Regions from separate parts of the Mus musculus genome. Here regions 1 and 2 are each linked to region 3. The links are chromatin loops, found by intact Hi-C in ENCODE. Cell type or tissue: heart. All regions are shown on one strand. Region 1 has its middle 24 kb from the start of Bend3. Region 2 overlaps Pdss2 (prenyl (solanesyl) diphosphate synthase, subunit 2). Region 3 overlaps Sobp (sine oculis binding protein).

What was found. Hi-C counts contacts between places; a loop is a spot of excess contacts. Peaks named below come from ENCODE experiments on the same cell type or tissue, not always from the same donor. Only the 100,000 strongest peaks of a DNase experiment are listed, where the experiment ranks them.
Region 1: it touches region 3 in a loop (4-fold over the local background); 3 of 42 quality-filtered maps call a loop at or near these places.
Region 2: a loop joins it to region 3, with 9 times the contacts of the local background. A loop is called at or near these places in 8 of 42 quality-filtered maps.

Annotation. Positions count from the first base shown.
Region 1 is chr10:43,451,179-43,459,178 of GRCm38, reverse strand. It overlaps a transcript of Pdss2 not described here and the pseudogene Gm3699. Among named protein-coding and RNA genes, the nearest start is that of Bend3, 24 kb to the left of the region's middle. In heart, a CTCF peak has its summit at 6,599 (motif pointing right); DNase peaks (open chromatin) are centred at 4,318, 4,808 and 6,588; H3K4me3 peaks cover 714 bases.
Region 2 is chr10:43,368,517-43,376,516 of GRCm38, reverse strand. It overlaps Pdss2 (prenyl (solanesyl) diphosphate synthase, subunit 2), which reads right to left. Exons shown (of 8, transcript NM_027772.2): 4 at 4,308-4,382. It also overlaps the pseudogene Rps19-ps11. Among named protein-coding and RNA genes, the nearest start is that of Gm40631, 30 kb to the right of the region's middle. In heart, no CTCF peak of the experiment used is centred here; a DNase peak (open chromatin) is centred at 4,006.
Region 3 is chr10:43,002,468-43,010,467 of GRCm38, reverse strand. It overlaps Sobp (sine oculis binding protein), which reads left to right. Exons shown (of 7, transcript NM_175407.3): 7 at 6,054-7,968. Among named protein-coding and RNA genes, the nearest start is that of Gm5079, 15 kb to the right of the region's middle. In heart, a CTCF peak has its summit at 3,713 (motif pointing left); DNase peaks (open chromatin) are centred at 2,157, 3,707, 4,607 and 7,907; H3K4me3 peaks cover 831 bases; H3K27ac peaks cover 933 bases.

The DNA of each region.
Region 1 (8,000 bases), 450 kb before region 3:
AATATTTTTAAGCTGGATTCTTCTAAAGAAATTTATTAAGCTCATCATTTTGAAAGCTGGAAGATAAAAACCGTGCAAGCAAACCCATTTGTGGGGCCCCTTCTGGGGGACCAGCAACTTAGTAACAGGTGGCATTGTGAAAAATGTGTGCTCAAGAGGCAGAGGAGTGTTTCCAGACTGAGTCTTGCTATTTAGCCCATGCTGGCCTTGAACTTGTGATCCTCCGGCCACGTTCTGGGATTATAGGTGAGTGCTGCCATGCCTCGATGATGTGCTCCTTTGAAGACAGCTCTCCCTGAAGATAGAACCTAGGTTCAGCCCTTCTGATGACTTGAAGACCTTTCCAGTAAACCCCACTCCTTAATACTGCCAAACCAAGGACCACATTCTCACACATGAACCACCAGAGGAGAGACTTACTGCATCCAGACCACCCAAACAGCCTCTGTCCTCACCAACACCTCATTGTCTCTACTTGCTGAAACCAAGAACTAGGTACCAGTCACCAGCAAACTTGTGCCACTGTTTTTCTTTGACTTTGTTCTCTCTTCTTTCTTTCTTTTTTTCCATGCCTAGTTTATTTTATTAATTTATGTTATGCATATTGGTATTTTTCCTGCACGTGTATCTGCACACCACGTGCTCAAGTTACAGAAGGTTGTGAGTCACCATGTGGGTACTGGAAATTGAACCAGGGTCCTCTGGAAGAGCAGAGGACACGCCTGGCCCAAGGCAACTCTTATACAGGCAAACATTTAATTGGGGCTGGCTTACAGGTTCAGAGGTTCAGTCCATTATCATCAGGGCAGGAAGCATCACAGTGTCCAGGCAAGCATGGTGCTCTAGAAGGAGCTGGGAGTTCTACATCTTTTTTTTTTCCCCCTTTGGTTTTTCGAGACAGGGTTTCTCTGTGTAGCCCTGGCTATCCTGGAACTCATTCTGTAGACCAGGCTGGCCTCCAACTCAGAAATCTGCCAGCCTCTGTCTCCCAAGTGCTGGGATTAAAGATGTGTGCCACCACTGCCCCTCAAAAGTTCTGCATCTTGATTCAATGGCAGCCAGGAGAAAACTGTCTTCCTAGGAGCTAGGAGGAGGGTCTGAATACCCACCCCTACAGTAACACACTTCCTCCAACAAGGCCACACCTGCTCCAACAAGGCCACACCTCCTAATAGTGCCACTTCCTGAGCATAGCATATTCAAATCCCAGAAGCACTAGGGAAGTTCTTTAGGAAGAAAATCCCAATCCAGACATTTTAGTTATTCCTTTATTGCTATGAAGAGACACCATGCTCAAGGCGACTCTTACGAATGAAAACACTTAACTAGGGGCTGGCTTACAGTTTCAGAGGTTCAGTTCATTCTCGTCATGGTAGGAAGCATGATGTCCTGCTGGCAGACACTGAAGTGGTGGCTAAGGACTGTATCCTGATCCATAGTCAGAGAGAGACACTGGGCTTGGCATGGGTTTTGAAACCTGAAAACTTGCCCTCAGTGACACACTTCCTCCAGCAAGGCCACACCTCCTAGTCCTTCTAATCCTTTCACATAGTGCTACTTCTCAATTCAGTATTCAAATATATGAGCCTATGGGGTCCATTCTCCTTCAAATCACCACACGAGCCAATGGAATATTCCATTTTGCCTCATGTTCCATGGAGATAACAATTGCTACTCATGGTACCCAACACTCAGAGGCCGAGGCAACCGTGGGCTGTACAGTAAGACTTTATTTTACAAGAACAACAAAACAACGCCCCACCCCCAACACACACACCATTCTCTTTTACTAACATGGAACCTTATTTTCTTGATTCTATCATGGGCAATTTCTGACTCAATTGTAGATTTACTTTGTTGTTGTTGTTGTTTGTTTTTGACACAGGGTTTCTTTGTATAGCCCTGGCTGTCCTTGAACTCCCTCTGAAGACCAGGCTGATCTGGAATCCTCAGAGATTGCCTGCTTTGGCCTTGCTGAGGTTAAAGGCATGGGCCACCATCACCCAGCTTTGTCTCAGTGTTTTAAACTACTGATGATACAGTAATAAAGAAAAGAAAATCTACAATTAAGCCGAGCGTGGTGGCGCATGCCTTTAATCCCAGCACTCAGGAGGCAAACAAACAAACAAACAGCACTGGGCCAGGCTTGGTGGTACACGTTTGGAATCCCAATACTAGGGAGCCGGAGGCTGGAGAATTGTCACCAGTGTGAGGCCTGCTTGGGTTACATAATCAATTCCAGGCTAGCTTGGGCTATGAACTAAAATCCTGTGGAGGCTTGAAGGGCTAAAGCAACAAAGTCCTTGCACTCTGGGAGGAACAGACAGCTTCTGGGGCAGAGAGCTCACTGAAATCACCTTTAGTTCACCATTTTCCTCAATGGAGGAAAAGAGACACTGGGTTCAATGTGCTCGGGATTGAGTGGTCAGAAGTACGGCAAGATGAAACCCCCTCACGTAAATGACCCAGTGACCTTCTGACCTATATAATCAGCACCAGCAGAAAGCACAGGGAGCATACAGGCCTCTGGAGTCAGCAAGAGTTTGAGGGAAATCAGCCCACAGAATTCCAACAACCCACATTTACCTGCTACTGTTCTCTGAGTAGTCTAAGTTGAAATGTTTAAAAATTAGGCTGGGCTCGGTCTTAGCGCCATCTTCCTTGAGACTCCTGCGCCATGAGAGCGAAGTGGCGGAAGAAGAGAATGCGCAGGCTGAAGCGCAAGAGAAGAAAGATGAGGCAGAGGTCCAAGTAAGCCTGCCGGTGCACCCACGACGCCTGCAGGAGCAGAAGTGAGGGATGCTGAGGGCCGGGACAAGCTATCGGACTGTGTGCTGCCATCGGTAATGAGTCTCAGTAGACCTGGAACGTCACCTCGCTGCGATCGCCTGGAGAAATGACCGCCTTTCTTACAACCAAAACAGTCCCGCTGGCCCTCTGCCCTGGACCCCCGGCACTCTGGACTAGCTCTGTTCTCTTGTGGCCAAGTGTAGCTCGTGTACAATAAACCCTCTTGCAGTCAGCTTAAGAATCAAAAAAAAGAAAAAAAAAAGAAAAAGAAAAGAAAAGAAAAAAAGAAAAAATTAGGCTGGACTGGGCATGGTGGCGCACGCCTTTAATCCCAGCACTCGGGAGGCAGAGGCAGGCAGATTTCTGAGTTCGAGGCTAGCTTGGACTACAAAGTGAGCTCCAGGACAGCCAGGGCTACACACACAGCCAGGGCTATCTCGAACCTCCCCTCCCCCCCCCCCAAAAAAAAAATTAGGCTGGGCGGTGGTGGCGTCTCCCAGCACTTGGGAGGCAGAGGCAGGTGGATCTCTGAGGTTGAGGCCAGCCTGGTTTTCAGAGCAAGTTCTAGGACAGAGAAACTCAGTCTACACAGAGAAACCCTGTTTCAAAAGAGGACAAAGAAAATTTTATTTATTTATTTATTTATTTTCGAGACAGGGTTTCTCTGTATAGCCCTGGCTGTCCTGGAACTCACTTTGTAGACCAAGCTGGCCTCGAACTCAGAAATCCGCCTGCCTCTGCCTCCCAACTGCTGGGATTAAAGGTGTGTGCCACCACACCCAGCACAATTAAAAATAAAAAGGTTTTTACACTTATTTATTTTATTGTATGAGTTTTGCCTGCATATTATGTCTGTGTACCAAGTGGGTGCCTGGTGCCCACGGAGGTCAGAAGTGGGTGTCAGACTCCTCTACAACTGCAGTTCGGAATGGATGGTTGTGAGCTACCACATGGGGGCTGGGAACTGAAGCTGTCTCTTTCAAAAGCAGCAAGCACTCTTGAGTACGGAGCCATATCTTCAGCTCCTACATCTGAAAAAAAAAATTAAGGACTAGCTTCTTCGCTTCCAACGATTTTAATTAATTAATAGTTAATTTTTTGAGATGGCTAACTTCCAAAACACAGAGATTTGCCTGCCTCTGCCTCCTGAATGCTGGGATTAAAGGTGTGTGCCACCATTACCCAGCTAAATTTTAAACTTTCACATGTAGACTACTCAGAAGGCAGTATCAGGTAAATGTGGATTATTGGAGTTCTGTGGCCCAGGTATGCGACCCCTCTTATTCCCAGTAAATCAACAGTATACTTGCGTAAAATGTACAGAGTGTATTTGGCAAAAAGCAGGTAAAGAAGTGACTTTAGTTACCTACCACAGGGTCTCTGGTCTAGGCTACACTAAGTGAATGCGCTTTTCTCATGCTTAAATTCTTCTAACCGGGAGTGAGTGTGGCTCCTATCAGTTATAGAAAGAGGTGAGTGGGACCGCTTAGGACCTAAATATAGGGCTAAGCATGCCTGTCCTGGCAGGAGAGCTCTTTGGCTGATGGCCTGGCCAGTTTTCATGTGACAAAGCTTTCAAAATTAACTCCATGTAGACTTGCAAGTCTTTAGGGAATGAAGACATGGGTAGGCAAGAGATCATTTTAAATCTTCAGTCAGAGGCTAGCCCTGGAAGCAGAGAGGAAAAGCCTGAAACATCAGAGGAAACAAGTGGGGGGTGAGCAAGGAGACAGAACGGATCTGGGAGATGGCATAGAGGCTTGGGAGGGGGTCGCATGGGTGGTGGGAGTGTGTGTGGGGGTGGGGGTGGCTGAGCAGGACTGTACCTGAGAAGGATGGGGAAGCTGTGGGCCACAGCTGAGGCAGAGAAGTGGGTAATACAGTATTGTAATTCACACTTTTGAGTAGCTGGAGGGGAGGGCAGGGCAGAAAGGACAGACAGCAGGTAAGCCTGCCAAGATGCTGGTAAGCAGGCCTTCTTCTGACCTTTGCCACAAAGCTTCCAACATGTGACAACCAGCTTGGTGCTTGGCTGTTTCCTGAAAGACAAATGTAGTCACTGACTGTGACAAGAGATGGGGAGAGAGAGGGAGACCCTGGTCCCAGACCTCTGGCTCTGCAGCTCTCTTTCAGTAAGTGTTGGTTTCTCAGACTCCCTGTCTGAACTAGGAGATGCCAGGAAGAGTGAGAGGCCAAGACAGACATCCAGGAACTGACCATTGACCCTTTACAGCCTTGTCTCCATGAAGATCTAAGGAGCACGACATTTTGTTTTTATTTTGAGACAATGTGTTGGCACATACCCTAGGGTGGCCTCAAACTCATGATGCTCTTGAAAGATTGGTAACATTTATGCAAGAAGATTACTACCCTCTGGATGGAATGAATCTTTTTATCTTCACATACCCTCTCCTTTTCTCTCACCTCTTTCTCTGTCTTTTGTTTGTTTTGTTTTTTGTTTGTTTGTTTGTTTGTTTTTGAGACAGGGTCTCATGCAGCTTGGACTAGTCTGGAATCCATTATGTAGACATGAAAGCCTTAAAATCCTGATTCTCCTGCCTCTACAGCAGGTACAGGTATGTTCCACCATACCAGGTTTTATAATAAAGACTTTAAAAAAAATCCAACTAAACATTTAGAATAATCAAAAACTCTTTAATAAAAAGTCTTGTTAGCTGGTGGCACACACCTTTAATCCCAGCACTTGGGAGGCAGAGGCAGGTGGATTTCGGAGTTCGAGGCCAGCCTGGTCTACAGAGTGAGTTCCAGGACAGCCAGGGCTACACAGAGAAACCCTGTCTCGAATAAATAAATAAATAACCACAGTAAAGCTGCATGACTATACACATTCATAACAAACAAACTTGGGTGCTGGAGAGATGGCTCAGTGGTCAAGATCACAGTATCCTTACAGAGCACCCAAGGCTGAGTCCTAGAACTCCGATGGTCACTCACAGTGATTCCAGTTCCAGGGGCTCTGACTTCTTCTGGCCTCTGCGGATACCACGTATGCACATGGTGTACATACATGCATATGTGCAGTCAAAGCACTCATACACCGAAAATAAAGTAACTACATCTTTTTTAAAAATGATGAACTGTAACTTAGGACTGGGGAGATGGCCCAGTGGTTGAAGTGCTTGCCTTGTAAGCCTGAGGCTGGAGTTTTGATTCACCAGCCCCACCACGTGAAACTCCAGACAGTATGGTGGCTCGTTTGCCATGCTAGCCTCTGAAGGCACACAGAAGGGATTCCCAGAGCAAGTTGGCTAATGAGACCAGCCATACCTCTGAGTTCAGGGTTTGACTGAGAGAGCCTGCCTCAGTGAAAAAGACGTGTTATTGAAGATGACTGTGGACATCAGCTTTGGGCGTCCGTGTGCACCCACACATATGCAAACTTGCATAAAACATATGCGTGTGTGCTCACACACACACAGAGAAATGGAAAAAGAAAAACCACATAACTGTAGATGTAATTTTAGTTATGCAAAATTTACAAGAACTTGCTCCCATTCCCTGCTTAGCTTCTGTTGGAACTGGATAAATAAAGACTGGAGATGGGAATTAAAGGCTATGCTAGTGGTCAGGAGCAGCTCTGGGTCTGAGCTGCAGCCACACAGCAGAAGAAATGCATGTGGACTTCTGAAAGAAAAGAGGGCAGGCGTGAGAACTCTGATCCTCACGCGCCCCTCCCCCACACCCCTCGCTGAGCCTCTGAATCACAGCTACCTGGGACAGTCGGGACAGTAGGACCTCTGGATTCAGTCATCTTCTATGGTATTCCAAACAGGACCACTACTGCCACCAGGTGGCATCAAACTGTAGCCAGGCCTGGCATGAATTTAACATGGCTAGCTGGGCTCCCAGAGTCCTCAGCTGTGTGAACCCCCACCAGCCACTCCGTTGTCAGCTTCACAAACACAGTTCACACGCCTGGATTCGTGGCCGACTGTGGTCGGGTTTTACCGTATCGATTTATAACTAGAATTGAGGGGAGGCCTCTTAGACAAAATGATGAAGGAGATGAAATTAGACATTGTGATAAATATCTTATGCACACGAGTTCACTGAATCCCTTTTATGCATAAGGTATCAATAGAACAAAGCGAAAGTCATCTTTGTAAGTTAAACAGTTCCGCCTGTAAGTTAACTATTGCTGATTGGCAGACAATTCGTAGGGTGTGGAGACATGCAGACACAGCTCATCCCATGAGCTTATTCGTTGTTTCTAAAGTTTTAATATGGGCATTTCATGAATATCAGTTCCTCTACCTTGGGGGGTGTATATTATAAGTGTGTGATGGGAGGGTCCCCAGTGTGCCATGGTACATCTGTGGGAGACGGATGGTAACCTCAGGAACATGGTTATCTCACTTCTCCATGGGTTTGGGGACAGAGCACAGGTCTCCAGGGTCTTGTGGTACAAGCTTTTACCCCCCCTGAGACATTCTGCCACCTCCCACCCCCACCCTGGCACCCCGCTGTTTTTGAGACAGTTTCTCACTGAATTTAAGAGATCCACAATTTGACCAGCCCGGCTGGCCCCTGGGGTCCTGCTGATGGGATTTTCTCAGTTCTGAGATTACAGTGCACCTGTGCACCTGGCCCTGGATTGATGGATTGATTGATTGATTTTACATTGGTTCTGGGGACTCAAATTCAGTTCCTCATGCTTACACAGCAAATGCTTTACAGACCGAGCCATTTCCTCAGCTTTTAGAGTCCTCTCCTTCCTTCCTTCCTTCCTTCCTCTTTCTTTTTCTTTCTTTTCTTTCTTCCTCACTTTCTTCTTCCTCCTCCTTTCTTCTTCCTCCCCTCTTTTCCCCTCCCATTCCTTTCCCCTTCCTCCCCCCTCCTCCTCCCCCCTCCTCTCTCCTCCTCCTCTCTCCTCCTCCTCCTCCTCCTCCTCCACCTCTTCTTCTTCTTCTTCTTCTTCTTCTTCTTCTTCTTCTTCTTCTTCTTCTTCTTCTTCTTCTTCTTCTTCTTCTTCTCCCTCTCCTTCTCCTTTTCTCTTTCTTTTTTGGACAGGGTCTCAAAACAAGGCTGTCCTTGAATGCATAGAAATCCACCTACCTCTGTCTTTCAAGTGATTAGATTAAAGGGTTATGCCTTCAAGCTTTATCTATTCTTGCATGGGGGTGGGGGGGGCGGTGTTCTAATGAAGCTCCAGCTAGCCTTGAATTCATGATCCTTCATGCCTCAGTCTC
Region 2 (8,000 bases), 370 kb before region 3:
GTGATCATCCACTTCTGTATTTGCTAGGCCCTGGCATAGTCTCACAAGAGAGAGCTATCTTTTAAAGAAGCAATTTTTTTGAGACAGGGTCTTACTATGCAGCCCTGGTTGGCCTGGAGCTCTGTAGATCAGGCTGGCCTCTGCCTTCCAAATGCTGGGATTAAAGTCCCCCCCGTCCCCGTCCCCCCCCCCCCCCACAGGGTTTCTCTGTGTAGCCCTGGATGTCCTGGAACTCACTCTGTAGACCAGGTTGGCCTTGAACTCAGAAATCTGCCTGCCTCTGCCTCCCAAGTGCTGGGATTAAAAGCATGTGCCACCATGCCCGTAAAGGGTTCTTTAATTAGGCAAAATAGGTAAAAAAAATTTTTTTCCTTAGGTACATTTTTTCCCCCTGAGACAGAGTTTCTCTGTATAGCCCTGGCTGTCCTGGAACTTACTTTGTAGACCAGGCTGTCTTCAAACTCAGAAATCCGCGTGCTTCTGCCTCCCAAATGTGGTACATTTTTTAAAAAGTCCAAGGGCTAACCATTATTGTAAGGAAGAGATGGTTCACAAGATAGCAAATGCAAACACACAAATATCTTTTCCATGAGTGGAGGGAACAAAGGACAGTTCTGAATTACTTTGCATATTTCCCTGATCATAACTTACCTGCAATCTGCTAAATACTAGTAATTGAAGTTGTACGTTTCATTGTTGTAGGGAAATTAGGTACTAACTTCTGGGGAAAGTGATTTACAAAGCCCAGTTCCAATTCTCTCTTGCTTTAATGCACCTACCTGCCCCATAGATACCACACCACAGAAAGCTAAGTTGCCACTACCTGATCTCCATTACTGCATTAACTTGGCACAAAGAAAACAGAGCACTATTGTATTCTCTTGCCCCTGAGAGATGGGATGGATGCTCTACAGCTTAACATGACTCTCCAAGGGATTCCTTCGCATTGCAGGAGGCTGCCTGTGGAGGCTGATCAACACACCCACAGCACGGGCTTCGCTTTCCATATGACCTCTGCTTGGGACAACTTCTTAGTCATGCCAGAGCCTGCCAGCCTGGGGTGAGTGAGTGTGTGTGTGTGTGTGTGTGTGTGTGTGAGTGTGTGTGTGTGTGTGTGTGTTGGTTGATCTTTCTTTCTCTTTGCCTCTGAAGCAGTTTCTTCCACTGAAATGACAGGCACATTCAGGAAGGGGAGAGTGAGGGTTCCGGGTAAGAAGGAAAATGTGGTTAAATTGAACCTGAGGTGGAAATGAAGGCTGTATCAATGGCTGCTGTGGCCAACTACACCTTTTTGTTTTCATTATTGAAAAATAACTGATCTTCAAAGGGTTTAGCTATATTCTGGATCTTAACTGATTTGAAAAGACTCAGGTGCTTTAAAGGGCTCTGTCTGGAGAGGTGGAGGGCAGAAGAACAAAGCAGTACTATATATTTTTTAAGGGAAATGTATTAGCTAATGGTAAAATCAGCAAATGGTGCTTGCTCAGTGACTCTTCCGTTACATCAGTAACCCTTCAAAGCCTTTGTTGCTTCTTCTGTTCTTTTTCCAAACAGATTATGCATTTTAAAAACCACATGGGGCTTGGAATCTAATTAAACAAACAAACAAACAAACAAACAAACCCTGAGTTCAAATCTAACCCTCAAACATATTAATGAATAAGATTTAGACATTTAAGTTGGATGCTATTATCAGCGCTAAATTAATTGTAAGCCTTTCTTCCCTAAGATGAGACCATCTCTCAAGGACGCGCCTACTCATCTCAGGTAACATGAGCAACAAAGCTGTCAAAACTGCATAACAAGTCGTTATTGTTGCTGTTAGGCTTCCTGACACAGGGAACTTAACATTGTCATACGATGATGAGTGAAGTGGGCTAATTACGGTGCACGGATAGTAAGAGTGGGTAAATTAAGAGAGCAACCCTACAAGAACATGCTCACTTCAAGGTCTTAAGTGTGTGTGATGTGTACCTATGACCTCAGGGTGGGAAGTGGAAGGCTATGACTGGCCGAGGCAGGAGGATTACATGATGTGTGTGCTTGCTTGCTTGCTTCTGTTTTTTCAGACAGTCTCAGTATCTCAGGCCTAGATGTTATTCTGTAGCTCAGGTTAGCCTTGAACACATGGCAGCCTGTGTGAGTCCAGCCAAACTTATTGTGACATCTTGTCTCAACAAATAAACACCCTCAAAAACAAAACTAACAGATACTAGTAATTAATGCACACTTTCTATGGGACTGAGATGGATGCCTCGGAGACATCCCAGGTGAGAACAATGTCCCAGCTGCATCCACAGATCGCTGTGGCAGCATCTTGGTGAGACCATAGGCATGGCCAATGGAAGCTGATCAAACCATGGTTAGTTAGGGTAGAGTGGGAGTAGAAGAAGAAAGAGGCTAAGAGCATAGGGTTTTAAGTTCGAATCCCAGGTAAGTTGTGTAACCTTGAATTCTAAGCCCCCATTTTCACATCTCATAACGAGAACAGCACCCACCCTCTCTCGGGACTTTTGTGAACAACAAATGAAGAAGCCGGTAAATCATTCAAAATGTTACTCGAGCCCTTTCCCCTGGCTGGCAGGGCGGAGGCGCACGATGCCTGGAGTTACTGTAAAAGACGTTAACCAGCAGGAGTTCGTCAAAGCTCTGGCAGCCTTCCTCAAAAAGTTCCGGAAGCTGAAAGTCCCCAAATGGGGAGACACAGTCAAGCTGGCCAAACATAAAAGCTTGCCCCATATGATGAGCTCTGATCCTACACACCAGCTGCTTTCACAGCACGGCACCTGTACCTCCGTGGGGGTGCTGGGGTTGGTTCTATGACCAAGATCTATGGAGGATGGTAGAGATATGGTGTCAGACCCAGCCACTTCAGCCAGAGGCTCTAAGAGTGTGGCCCGCCGGGACCTCCAAGCCCTGGAGGGGCTGAAAATGGTGGAAAAGGACTAAGATGGGGCCACAAGCTATCACCTCAGGGACAGAGATCTGGACAGGATCACTGGACAGGTGGCAGCTGTCAACAAGAAGCATTAGAACAAAGGATGCTGGGTTAATAAATTGCCTCATTCATAAAAAAATAAAATAAAATGTCACTTGCTTATCGGCCATCATCTTCATATTATGTGCAAGGCAACCTTCGGCGAGTAGAGCCAGATCCTAAGCTACCCCCGAGCAGTGGTGTTAACCTTCAGTCACACAGAGAGCCACTCTTGTCTGTGGAAGTCTTGCAAACACAGTTCAGTGTGGTCCACATCTTGTGAGGTCTCCACATTCCAATGTGCTACTGAGGTGAGGTCAGAGACGCCTTGTGTGGACGGTGCGTCCGTCCCTGAGTCAGATGATAGCAGATGTCCATGGTACAACATTCTTTACATTTCACTAACCGCTGCTGTAACCTTCCAGAGCTCCTGAGTTATACTTCAGATTTAATTTCTTAAAATCTAAGTTGCTCATGCCCTAGATTCACTCTTAGTAAAATTTGCCTCTACTTTTTTCAAGTGGACGGGCTACTGCTTAGGATGTTCATGTAAGCGTATATATTTTTAATTTGTAGTGAGTGATAGCTTGCTAATGCAGGAGTTAAGGAAGTTACAGTAATGAGCCGTCGAGAGGAACCCCTGGTAACAGTAGATATCATGGCGAATGGCGGCGGTGGGCAATGGAGCATTCGCTTCACACCCAATCTCCCGCTGAAATGAAGGAACTGCGTTTTAAGGAAATAAAAGCTAACCTTTCTTGAGATGACCTGTTAAATGAGTCAAAAAGCCCTAATTCTAAACCTATAAAATTAATCAAAACAACCCAACTGTGCAACTGTCCTACTTTCTACCACAGAGACTCTAATAATGCAGTAAATTTCTGGACCTTGGAACTAAAAGCCATTTCACTCCTGCTCCTGCCCTTCCTGACAGCCACACTCAAGCTTGCTGCCTGACACAGAGCCTCTTTTCTCTGGGGAGAGGCTGGCGCAGCCACCCGGCATAAGCAGTGCTTCCTGCCAGCAGCCCTCATGACTGTGCTACCTGCCGGCCAGCAGTGCCCTGGTGTCTGCCCGGCTGCTGCGGCCAAACAGATTGAGATTCCAGCCGGAGGAGCAGGGGTTGCTTTAATTGGCTAAAGCTGATATGTACTGAGCGTATGGCCATGAATTTGTAGCCAAAACACTAATCTAAAAAAAAAAAAGAAAAGAAGAAAAAAGAAAAATCATGTGCAGTTTAAACGTAAATCAGGAAGGAAATGCTTGCCACCTGACCCCGCCCTGCAGCAGAACCTCAAGGGTAACACTTTTCAAGTTTGCAATTCCATACCTTGGTGGAAGCAGAGTTCTCCTGGTATACTCCATGCACCAAGTCCATAAGAGCACTTGATAAAAGCTCCACAACCTAGAGAGACAAGAGAAACAAATGGAATGAATAATCCAAGGTGCAGCTCCAGTTAGTCACAATGTAGGATTTGAACAGAGAATTTGAATAGAGGATGAATGAACTATTAACTCAATTTTCTGCTTGCTTATTTCTGTTAAGTGGCTACTTTTCCAGGACTCCCATACTGGGAGTCCTTACGACACTAATTTTTATACTTAGTACAGAAAGAACAAACAACAGCAAGACAATAGCTCACCTTTCAAATGTGCCTGTTCTATTGTACTTAAAATACACCATGGAGTGGGATGGGGCAGTGCACACTCCCACGTCACAGCACTCCCCATGCAAAGTTAGGCAGCTCTCAGTGAGTTCCAGGCCGGCCTGGTCTACACAGCAAATCCCCTAACAGTCAGGGCTACACAGAAAGACCCTGACTCAGAAAAACCAAACTGTTGTGGGGGATTCATTGGCGAAGATGGATGGGCCATGGGATAAAGGCAACAGAAAGTCTTTATTAGTCGGCTGGCAATTACACTGGGTGTTTGGGATCTGGGTCTTTCTCAGGGTGAGCTTTCAGGTACAAGAACCATGTTCTGGATTGACATACTTCAGTTAACAAGAACAGTCAGCCAAAGTGGAACTGCAGAATACAGAAGCCAAGAAGCAAGGTTAGCTCACATAGAGGCGTTCCCAGAACGATGGGCTTTAATAGACTGGGCCTTTGCTTGAGTTCTGGCAGGTCATGCTGTGTGCTGAGTGTTACAGCCTGAGTGTACGTCCATCAAGCAGTCGGTTGTGCTAAAGTCTCGGGGCCTGGCACACCACTAACAATAAAAAATAATGCACTATGGACATAGTCCCCAGAGGACCCCTGGGTCAAATACACCATCAACACTGAAAATTTTGACAGAACTATTAGAAAAGACCCAAGCAAAATCAAGTGTTGAATTTGTTTCACAATGTGAAACAAATGGTCTCTTTGTAATTGTTTACATAAAGCATCTTAATTCAAGAGGATAAAATAGCTAGACCGTTGGTAATGTTCAATGCAGCCATTTCAAACAGGAGCTCCGCAAAGCAAGCTCGTCGTCCACTTCTTACGGAGCCTTCGAATGTATTTAGCTTCCTATGCCACGTAATCTGTATCTGAGCTCTACTCTTGGTTTCCTGAAGTTTAGCTCAGTTCTGATTGAATTAAAGGATTCTGTTTCAGCTTTTATCATTGCTGTAACTGAAGTAAGCCAAAGGATACACACTGAGACATGCAGATACTTTAATCTCTGGTACCTTGTATTTAATAACACATTTTCTTAGAGGAAAATGACATCGATTTGAAAAAAGACCTCTTTTAAATTTTAACACACAAACATTTACCTTTATTTACATTCACACTGCATACATACTGCTGCTGATATGGAAATTTTGCTGATTGAAGGCATTTTTTTCTAGCTCTGCACATGAGCTAATTTGTATGACCCATAGGTTTTTTTTCCCCCTCCCTTCTTCAAATAACATTGTCCTATAAGTAATTAAATACTTTAAGGAATATTATAGTAACACAAGCTACAGAGGGACTGGAAGCACAGCGACCCGACAGTACTACCAGATGTGCTGAGTTATTTAAGTGGGGAAGAGAGAAAAATGAATGGATGTCTTTATCCTGAAAGTATCAGATAAGCCCCATTCCCAAAGCCAGAAGGATTGAATATCGCCAATAGGTCTATGAAAGTCTGTAACTAAACACACAGCAGCAGACTGGATTACAGTTTATACAAGCACATCCCAAGAGCTCCTTGATGGCCTGACACATAATACAGATCAATCACTCACTAAGAGATGTTATAGTTTTGAAACAGTTGGGGCTCGGAGACCAGTTCTGGTCGTGTGAAGAGGGGTCTACGAAGAGAAAGTGCAATGTCAAAATGATGGCATGAACTTTTAACAGATCTGGCTTGGATAATCAAGGTTTCCTTTACCCCTGAAATACCAGACTGTCTTAGTCAGGGTTTCTATTCCTGCACAATCATCATGACCAAGAAGCAAGCTGGGGAGGAAAGGGTTTATTCGGCTTACACTTTCCACATTGCTGTTGATCACCAAAGGAAGTCAGGACTGGAACTGAAGCAGGTCAGGAAGCAGGAGCTGATGCAGAGGCCATGGAGGGATGTTACTTACTGGCTTGCTCAACTTGCTTTTTTCTTTCTTCTTCTTCTTCTTCTTCTTCTTCTTATTTTTCTTTTTTTTTTTGTTTTTTTTTTGTTTTTTGTTTTTGTTTTTTCGAGACAGGGTTTCTCTGTATCGCCCTGGCTGTCCTGGAACTTACTCTGTTCCATGTTCCAGGCTGGCCTCAAACTCAGAAATCCGCCTGCCTCTGCATCCCAAGTGCTGGGATTAAAGGCGTGCGCCACCATGCCCAGCTTGCTTTCTTATAGAACCCAAGACTATCAGCCCAGGGATGGTCCCACCCACAAGGGGCCCTCCCCCTTGGTCACTAATTGAGAAAATGCCTTACAGCTGGAACTCACAGAGGCACTCCCAACTGAAGCTCCAGCTCCTTTCTCTGTGATAACTCCAGCTTGTGTCAAGTTGACACAAAACCAGACAGTACACTGACGAGGCAGAAGCAACAAAACCATTCTGCTCTGACCTTTTTTCTTAGTTTGTTCAGTTTATATATAAAAGACCTGTACTCACAAGTGGTTCTACTTGAACAGGTACCTCTACAGCTATGGCAACCAGAAAGGAGAAACAAATGGAGGGAGGAAGAGCACTAAGAACAGGGACAGGCAGTCTTAAGGAGCTGACTGTGTCCCAGGCTAATCTGTACACTGCATATAGAAATGCCTTTCTAGAGCCTGGAATGTTAGTTTAAACAATTACATCAAAGAATTTCATCATTCTTTAAAACTGCAAATACTTATATAGAGGTCATTCATAATGCAATAAATGTATTTAACATATTTTGTGTTTTGTTTTATTTTTTTGTTTGTTTGTTTTGTTTTGGCTTTTGAGGCAGCACTGGCTAGAACGTACAACATAGGCTAGGCTTGCCTCAGACTTACAGAGACCTGACTGCCTCTGCCTTTGGAGTGCTGGAATGCCTGGCTCAGACTCTTTTAAAAAAATACATCTATGTGTATGTGTGTGTACCTGCTCATTTGCATGTGCACCATGTATGTCAGGTATCCATGGGGGACAGAAGAAGGCCCCTGGGACTGCGGTTACAGGGAGCTCACAGCTGCCTCATTGGGTGCTGGGAACCAAATCAGAATATCTGTGGAGCAGCGAGTGCCCTTCCCCACTGAGCCACGTCTCCTGTCCCAACTTGAGATTCTTGGGAAAGAATTTACATCATCAACAGTGTCATGAAGGGCTGGCAAGATCAACTCAGCGTATAAAGGTGCTTGCTGCCAAGCTGACAATGAATGACCTGAGACTCACATGGTGGGAAGAAAGTCAGTGACTTCCCCACGTTGTCCTGTGACTGCCACATATGCAGTGTGTATGTGTGTGCATGATTTAAACATAATTTTAAATGTGACTGTGTTGTGTGTGTGTATATATAATTTTAAAAACTATATTAAGAGCTAGTGGAGATAATGGCACCCAGAGGGGAATCTAGAATCTAAAAGTCAA
Region 3 (8,000 bases):
CTGCTGAGAAGTAGCATTGACCACAGGCTCCGACCTTGCTGGTTTGAGAGGAATCAGGTTTCTTTCTTTCTTTTTTTTTTTTTCCTTTTTCATAGTGCTGTTTTCACTAATGGGATGTGTTCTCTCTCTCACTCTCTCTCTCTCTCTCTCTCTCTCTCTCTCTCTCTCTCTTTCTCTCTCTCTCTCTGCTACTGTTCGTAAAGAATACATAATGTGTGAGAAAAGCTGCTCTTCTAAACCTTACCTACTTGGGAGGCAGAGGCAGGTGAATTTCTGAGTTCGAAGCCAGCCTGGAACAGAGTGAATTCTGGGACAGCCAGGGCTATACAGAGAAACCCTGTCTTGAAACAAACAAACAAACAAACAAACAAACATCTACCACAAGTCCTCTGGCTGCACATGGCAAAGTTTTTCCTTCAGGGTTCCTTCTTTGTCACCTAGAATGCATATGTTCAGAGAGAGAGAGAGAGAGAGAGAGAGAGAGAGAGAGAGAGAGAGAGAGAGAGAGAGAGAGAGAGAGAGAGAGAGAGAGCAAACTCAATTCTGACACAATGACATCTGGCTTTTTTCATCCAAGGCACAATTTTGGCAAAGGCTTTTCAAAACCCTGAGGTAGAGATCAGAGTTGTCACTCAGCTCATTTGGATTGAGCACCTGTAGCAGGGACACAGTGACACCTGCTCAGATAGTCACAGAGGGTGTGGAGAGAAGAGCTGTAGAAAGGCTTATCAGCTGGTTGTGAGTACTAGACAGGATTTGAATAAAAATACACTTTTAAAAGTATTTTTATATTTATTTATTTTGTATATGTGAGTACACACACTGTCACTGTCTTCAGACACCAGAAGAGGGCATTGGACCCCATTACAGATGGTTGTGAGCCACCATGTAGTTGTTGGGAATTGAACTCAGGACCTCTGGAAGAACAGTCAGTGTTCTTAACCTCTGAGCCATCTCTCCAGCCCTAAAAAATCTATTTAATTTTATGTGTATAGGCGTGAGACTCGCTGAAACTGGAGTTAAAAGTAGTTGTGAGCTGCCATGTAGGTGCTGGGAATTGAACCTGGGTCCTCTGGAAGAGCAGCCAGTGCTCTTAACCCCGAACCATTTCTCTAGCCCTGAAGACACACTTTTTTCTTTCTTATCAGAGAATATTTCTGATTTCTTATTTGCTAAATTGAAGGAGTTAAATGGTATCCATCTCTAGGGCTCCTTCCAGCTCAGACGTTATAACGTACCTGATCACTGGTCAAGCAGAGAAAGCAAGGAAATGAACAGGAAGGAACGAGGCCAGCTCTCGCTGTGAGGGGGTGAGGCTTGCAGACTTACGGTTCTGGAAGGTGGAGATCCCAAGTGGCTCATTTTCTTAACCGTCCTGGCAAATCGTTTTCTCTGTGACATCATCAAATCCGGGATGTGTTGTTAGCTTTGTTTCTGATTGAAGTGGGTGCCTAAATAAAATAAACCCAAAATACTTGCTGTGGTATTAACACCTGTAATCTGGGAGGTGGAAGCAGGAGGCTACAAAGCAAGTCTGAGGCTGCTTGGGTTATATGAGACTTTCTGAAAAATGGAACTTAGGTAGGTAGGTAGGTAGGTAGGTAGGTAGGAAGATAGATAGATAGATAGATAGATAGATAGATAGATAGATAGATAGATAGATAGATAGATAGTCAGACAGGCAGACAGACAGACAGACAGACAGATGCAGTGTACTTGGTTTTAAAAGTACGTGAGCAGTAGCTTATTAGAAGCACAGGGTGAGTGATGGAGTTATAACCCAGAGGTGCTATATACCCTTGTATTTCCCTGCACAGCCTCCTCTTCCAATCACACGCCCTCCAGGAGAAGGGCTGTCTTTCAGTTATTCCCTCTCAGTGAGATAGAAGAAAAGAGATGGCATCCATTTCAAAGATTAAAAATGTCCAACCTGGTAAAAAGCCATTTCAAAATTCTTCAGACAGCAACAGTTGACATGGGAGGTGACAAAGCCTGCCCAGGCTCTGTAGCCCTGCCTGGCATGAGCTGGGTAAAGGACCCCTATCTGGCATCAAGCTCACAGTTTATCAGCAGCTGCAGGCGGCTCTGTTCATTGACCGCAGGGCTTTACCCTTGTGAGTGTCCCAGAATAGCCGCTGCTACCTGAGAGCAGTCTGTCCTCGGGGACTCGTTATTGTCCCAGATAAACACCGAAGCCTCCGCCAGCACGTAATGGCTGTATTTAACTCTGATAAGTGATGGGCAGCGGGATTCAAGTGAGCGGATCTCGGTTAGGGCCAGAATAATTGGGCAAAGGCAAGGTGCCTTGGCAGTGGACATTTCTTGCCTATCACAGTCAATGCTATGGGGTTTTAAACACCTGGGAAGAAATATGGCGGCCAACAGGAAGCTTGCCTTATGAATGAGCAAGACACACCTACTAGGTTTTGATTACGAAAATTATGAGGTATTTAAGAAAAGGAATAAAAGTAAAAATTTGGATAACAGACTAAATTAGCATGCTTCTGGTCAAAGATGGTGTCTCACATCACAGAAAGGCTAGCTGGGCATGGTTGGGTTTAAAATGAGAGCTTTTATTTTTCCTGGTCCACACTTTTGGGAATGGTTGTCTGGGAACTTTCTAAAATGCAGTAGCATGCATCTTGGGCTTTAAATCGAAGAGGGAAATGTGAGAATGGTCGTGTTTTGAGGGTACTAGCATTAAAAGAACTTAACAGCGTCGAGGCTCCACTTTGCTCTTAACCCTTTGGAAAGTTCTATGGGCAATTAAATCACCTTTTCAGTACTGCTTCCCCTGTGAACTTGCCAGGTAGACAGAGTATGTCTCAGCTTTTGTAGTGGGCAACTGTCATTCTGTGAGAGTGCTGGGTAGAGGGGAAGGCATGTCTGGTATTTGAAGACAGCTGGCCATAGAGACCATGCATCATGGCACTACTAGGCTTTGTATATGGGAAATAGCACACAGTGTGGGACGCGGATGAGTTATCCTGCTTTCAGACAAAAGCCATCATTCAAAGAAAACCTAAAGTGTGAGGTACAAGTATGGGCACTTTCCCAGAATCCTTTGCATTCAGAGGCACTCCAGCAATCTCTGCCACAGGAGTGTATGTGCACACATTTGTATGTGTGTACCCATGTCCAGAGCAAAAGTGACTCTAAAGCTCTGGACTTGAAGATCCAGAAAGGGCACCTTCCTTATGGAGTGACAACAGATTACTCTCTAGTTGCAAGACTATCCATACTGACCTTCATCAACAGTCCCTAAGGAGCCTGAGGGGAATAAGAGATGGCAAAGAGTACCACCCAGGCTTCCCTCATCAAGCCTTGGGGAAGAGCTAGTGAGAAACATGGCCCAGAGAACGTGGAGATAGCTGGGATGGGCATATGGATACCTCTGCCGTTTCTTTTAGTTTCTCCTCTATGTACACAGTTAGACAGTGGGGACAGGTTTTCCACCAGAATTTTTGCTGTGTGACAAAGCTCCTTAGCTTCTGACACGACCATTTTCTGAATCTCCAAGGCTATCTCTCCCCTACTTTAGAAGTTTCCGTATGTTACTTACCATTGGAAACTGGGAGAGTGGAGCCCATGTTTGCTCTCTTGCCCTAACACCAGGCTTGTAGCCTGTGCCACCAACAAGGGATTCTATCTCGTAATACCACCCCTGCTTCAAAAGTTGCCAGCAGAAAGAGACTGCCACCCTCTGGCCTTTGGGGATGTCCCAGGTGCACAAGTGTGCCAAGAGAGGAGAGGAAGGGCATGCACAGTCTCCTTTGCACGCTCTTAAAATAAGCTCTATGTAAGCAGGCTTGCAGAGCAGCAGGCCCAGGGCTGCAAAAAATAGAACGCATGCAGCTGCACCCTTTGGAACTTGGGGGGAAAACACATATTATTTACCAGACAATAATAGATACCAGAGAATAATAATGATTATTATAGTGTTTGGGATGGCAAATGCTGTACTTAAGGTTCCAGAATGGCTCTCATTATAAGCCCGATTTCCCAGTCTCTTATGAAAACCTAGACATTTTCCCTCCATAGGCTGTCGCTGGGCAGACTTGGTCTTTGTCCAAAGGTGATTTGAATACAAAGACACTTATTTGAGAGAGATTCCTTCTTTTCTCTCTCTTTTTTTTCCTTTCACTTTTTGGGTTGTGATTGCATTAAAGGAAAAGGCTATATGCATCACAGAACCAATAGTCGAAACAAGAATGGTAGTGCCTCCCAGTTACTGGAAGGAAATGTTAAAAACCACTCTTCTTTCTTTTCCTTTCAAAAGAAAGACTGTGGACACACGCACACGAACGCACCTCCTAACTCTAGCGTGTGGTCACTCTTGGTCCCAGGCCCAGAGGTGGGGATATTTCCTAGCCTCCATGCAGTGTCCCCAGAAGTGACCCCATGTGTTCTAACCCACGTTTCATTGCTCAACTCTTTTGCAATCTCTTGAGGTCTCCAATGTGTCTCCATTTCTTGATGGGTTTGTTTGGGATTCTCATCCTCCAGACAGAAAGGGGGCTAGGAGATGCAAACGCTGTACTCAGAGATTAACTTCCGCATATCCAAACTTGCCTGTGCCAGAAGAAGAGATTTCCATGGCCTGGTAGCCCCGCCCATGTCACAAGCCCCGCCCTGTTGCATATTTGTGGCCTTTTGCATTTACACTTTGGTTACTTAATATACATATTAACTGCACACGGACCTGGCGGTTTGATGTGATTTGGGGAACTCAGGCATTTCCTCCCCTGCACACTGAGAATTTCAAGCCTTGGTTTGGGCTGATGATTATTATCGTTGCCATTAACACCAGGATTTGGACGGCATGAGCTTCAGTGGAGTCCGCCCGGTAGCTGGCTGACCTTGTTCTGCTAAAAACTCTGAGATGGTTTCCAGGGCTCCGTGGCCTCCATTTCTCCTTCTATGAAGTAAAATTGTCACATTTTATCTCTAGGGTTCCCTGTGACTCCTAAATTGTATCATCTCTCGAAAATTATTTGCTCCGTATTCCAAGAATAATCTCACGGGATGTAAAGATGTTTTTGAGTCTTGTGTTTTAGCATCTCTCCAGTGCAGAGCATACCCTTTCCTGTTTCTCACAACCACATTTATCGGCAGAGGGACTCCTTGGGGACATAGTGGAAGACAGCTGCTTAACTAGTTCATTGGACAAAATTGAGTTGAACACTGCTGACCAACAAGACAGCTAGTGTAGAGAAGAGAGTTAGATGGCCCAGGCCAGAGCCCCCATCCCCACCCCCACCCCTGGGGATGTCACAGTTTGCAGGGGGCACTTCTAATTGGTTGCCTCTCAGGAATGCCTGACGCTTCAAGAGCCTGTGCTTCTGCTGAGGGGCCTGGTAGCAAACAACAGAAACCCATAAGGAAAAAGAGGTGGGGCCTCAAGTGTGTAGGCCATGTGGGGATAGCATCCGCCGGAAATAATTTGAAAGTTCGGTTTGGACCCTCAGCTCAGGTCCACCATGCATGGGTGATTTGTTATCTGACCACCTTGTGGTCTTGCGTTGTTTCAATGTGAAGAGCTGCCTGTGGCTTGCCTTTGACAGATAATAGTGAGTCTCTCAGACCTCAAACACCAGCGTTCATACGGGAAGGGCTGCTGTGGAGGTTAGAGACCCGTACCTCTCTAGGACCTTGTCTGGCTTTTGAGCGACCCTGGGTGACTCAAAAGACCTCCTCCTGGTTAATCATGTAGTCATATGGAGACTGTGTTGCTGGTTGCAAAGGATGCTGTGGTCTTTGGGGAGGGCGTGGCCCATCGCGCTCGCTCATTATGGTTTTCCAGAGAGGGCTGGAGCTTCTGTTCCTCACACAAAGCTGGCAGACCTGATCCGGAGCAGACTGAATGAAGCGCTCTGAAATCATGCCGCGGAGTCCACAGCTCTGGGATTCATCTTAGAGTGAGCTGGCACCAGAGCTGCAGCTCTCTCACTTCTGACCGGTTCTCTGCAGCTAGACAGGGTGGGAGGAGGTGGGCGGATTGGGTAGAGATTTGGTCCAGCGCATTCTCATGGATCCTTCTCATCTTTTCCCAGGAACACTCGCTCCCAGGGTACATTGCATGGAGAGAGGGCGTGGAGCAAACCATGTCATGCCATCCAGTGACACCAGCTGGTCAGCTCACCACCTCCCTCTGGCTAAAACTCAAGCAAATAACACAGCTTCCGGTCATTAAACATCTTGGAGGAAGTGGCTCTCCCTGGTGGCCTCAAGGCCGGAGAAGCCAGCAGGTCTTGGACCCATCAAGCCCGGGCCCACCATTCCTGCCCACTTCATCTAGAGTCTCCCCAGAAGAACTTAGGGATTTCGCTGGTTTAAAAACAACAACAAATAGCAAAACAAAACACCAACCCGCCACAAGGACCAATGTAGGTATCCTCGCCCCATCTTCAAGGCTCTATGGATGAGGCCGGAGGATGACAGGGACTGGAAAATAAGAACCTTTTATATATATATATAAATCTTTTTAAGAACTGCTGTGGTTTGCTGCTACGATAAGAATTGTGATTTGCTTTTATGGGTTAGGAACGGAACTGTTCACGTTTTGGTGGGGAGAGACGGGATGGTGCTGGAGTTCTCAATGCTTCCGATTCATCTCTGCCCAGCCCACGATGCACTTTTAAATGAAGAGGTAGAATATTTTATCGGCTAATATACTTTTCATGTTATTTTTTACAAAGGCCACCTTTATCCTTTTTGATGCCATATTTTCAGTGTTACACTTTTATGGCTTTTAATTTTCAATCTGCCAGATGCAGGAAGCAGCATGGATAGTTTATACTGTGGTTTTACGGAGACCGAATGCCAAGAGAACTCGGTAAATGTTTATTCTTCTCAGCTTTCTCTTGACATGCCCCTAAACAGCGCCCCATTTGGGAACAGAGCAAGAGTGTTGAACTGAAGACCAAAATGCCCTCAAGGTGTAATATAATCTGAGGGGGAATATTTGCTGGGCGTCAGGAAAGACTGGATGAAATTTCAACCCTGATGGTTTTCTGTGGTCCAGGAAGTCAGCGAGACAATCTCTCTCTGCGCAGAGTCCTTTCATGATAATTAGAATGGTATGGACAAGCCGATGCAAACAAGAGAGAAAGTGAGAAAGATCACCCCGGATTCTGTTTCACTGTTTGCTTTCTCCTGTCATGGTTAAGAGAAATGTGCAATTCGATCCTCAATCAGTGGGTGGAGGATAACAGGGTAGATTTACTTGTGTGCACTTGTACAGTTGTAGCTGCGAGTCCAGAAGTCCTCTAGAACATGTGTACTGGCACTGAGTCGCTGAGACAGTCGTACAGTGCCCCAGTCTGATGAGTACGGAAAAAAGAAAAGAAAACAAACAAACAAACAAAAAAATCCAAAAAAAGAAGAAAACTTAAAAAAAAAAAAACCAAGTCAAATCACCTTGTGATTCAGTGTATCTGTTTACTAACTCAAATAAAAGCAATTGTTCCCTCTGGAGGGGTCCAGGTGCCCCGCCCCTCCAGGCCACAGAGCCTCAGCAGGAGGGTGACAGACGCGGCGGGAGGGCAGGAGGGGCTTTACGGCTGCACTGGGGCCGCGGTCCGCGTGTACAGACTGTATTTCTATCTACGCCTTTGTACAGTCGAGTCAAGCTACTGTTTTACAGGCGCTTCTTATTTATTAGAGCCGTGGGAGCTTGGGGGGACACACCTGGCGAGCAAGCTCGCTTTTTAAACATGAAATTGGGGGGCAGGGGGAAGGGAGGCGGGAGGGAGGGGTTGCTCATACGCCCAGGGAGAGATTTATAAAAGGGAACGAAAAAAAACAAAAAAACAAAAAACAAAACAAAAAAAAAAACTTCCAACAACAAACTAAACCAGCCTACAACCCACCACCAAGCCACGCCCTGCAGGAAGCAGCCGCCCCTCTGGGAACTCCTTTTCCTGCTGCGTCGGAATTGTCAGACAAATAAATCTCTGAGAAACATCAGCTGCGCACTTACACGTGCTTATTTGGCTTTT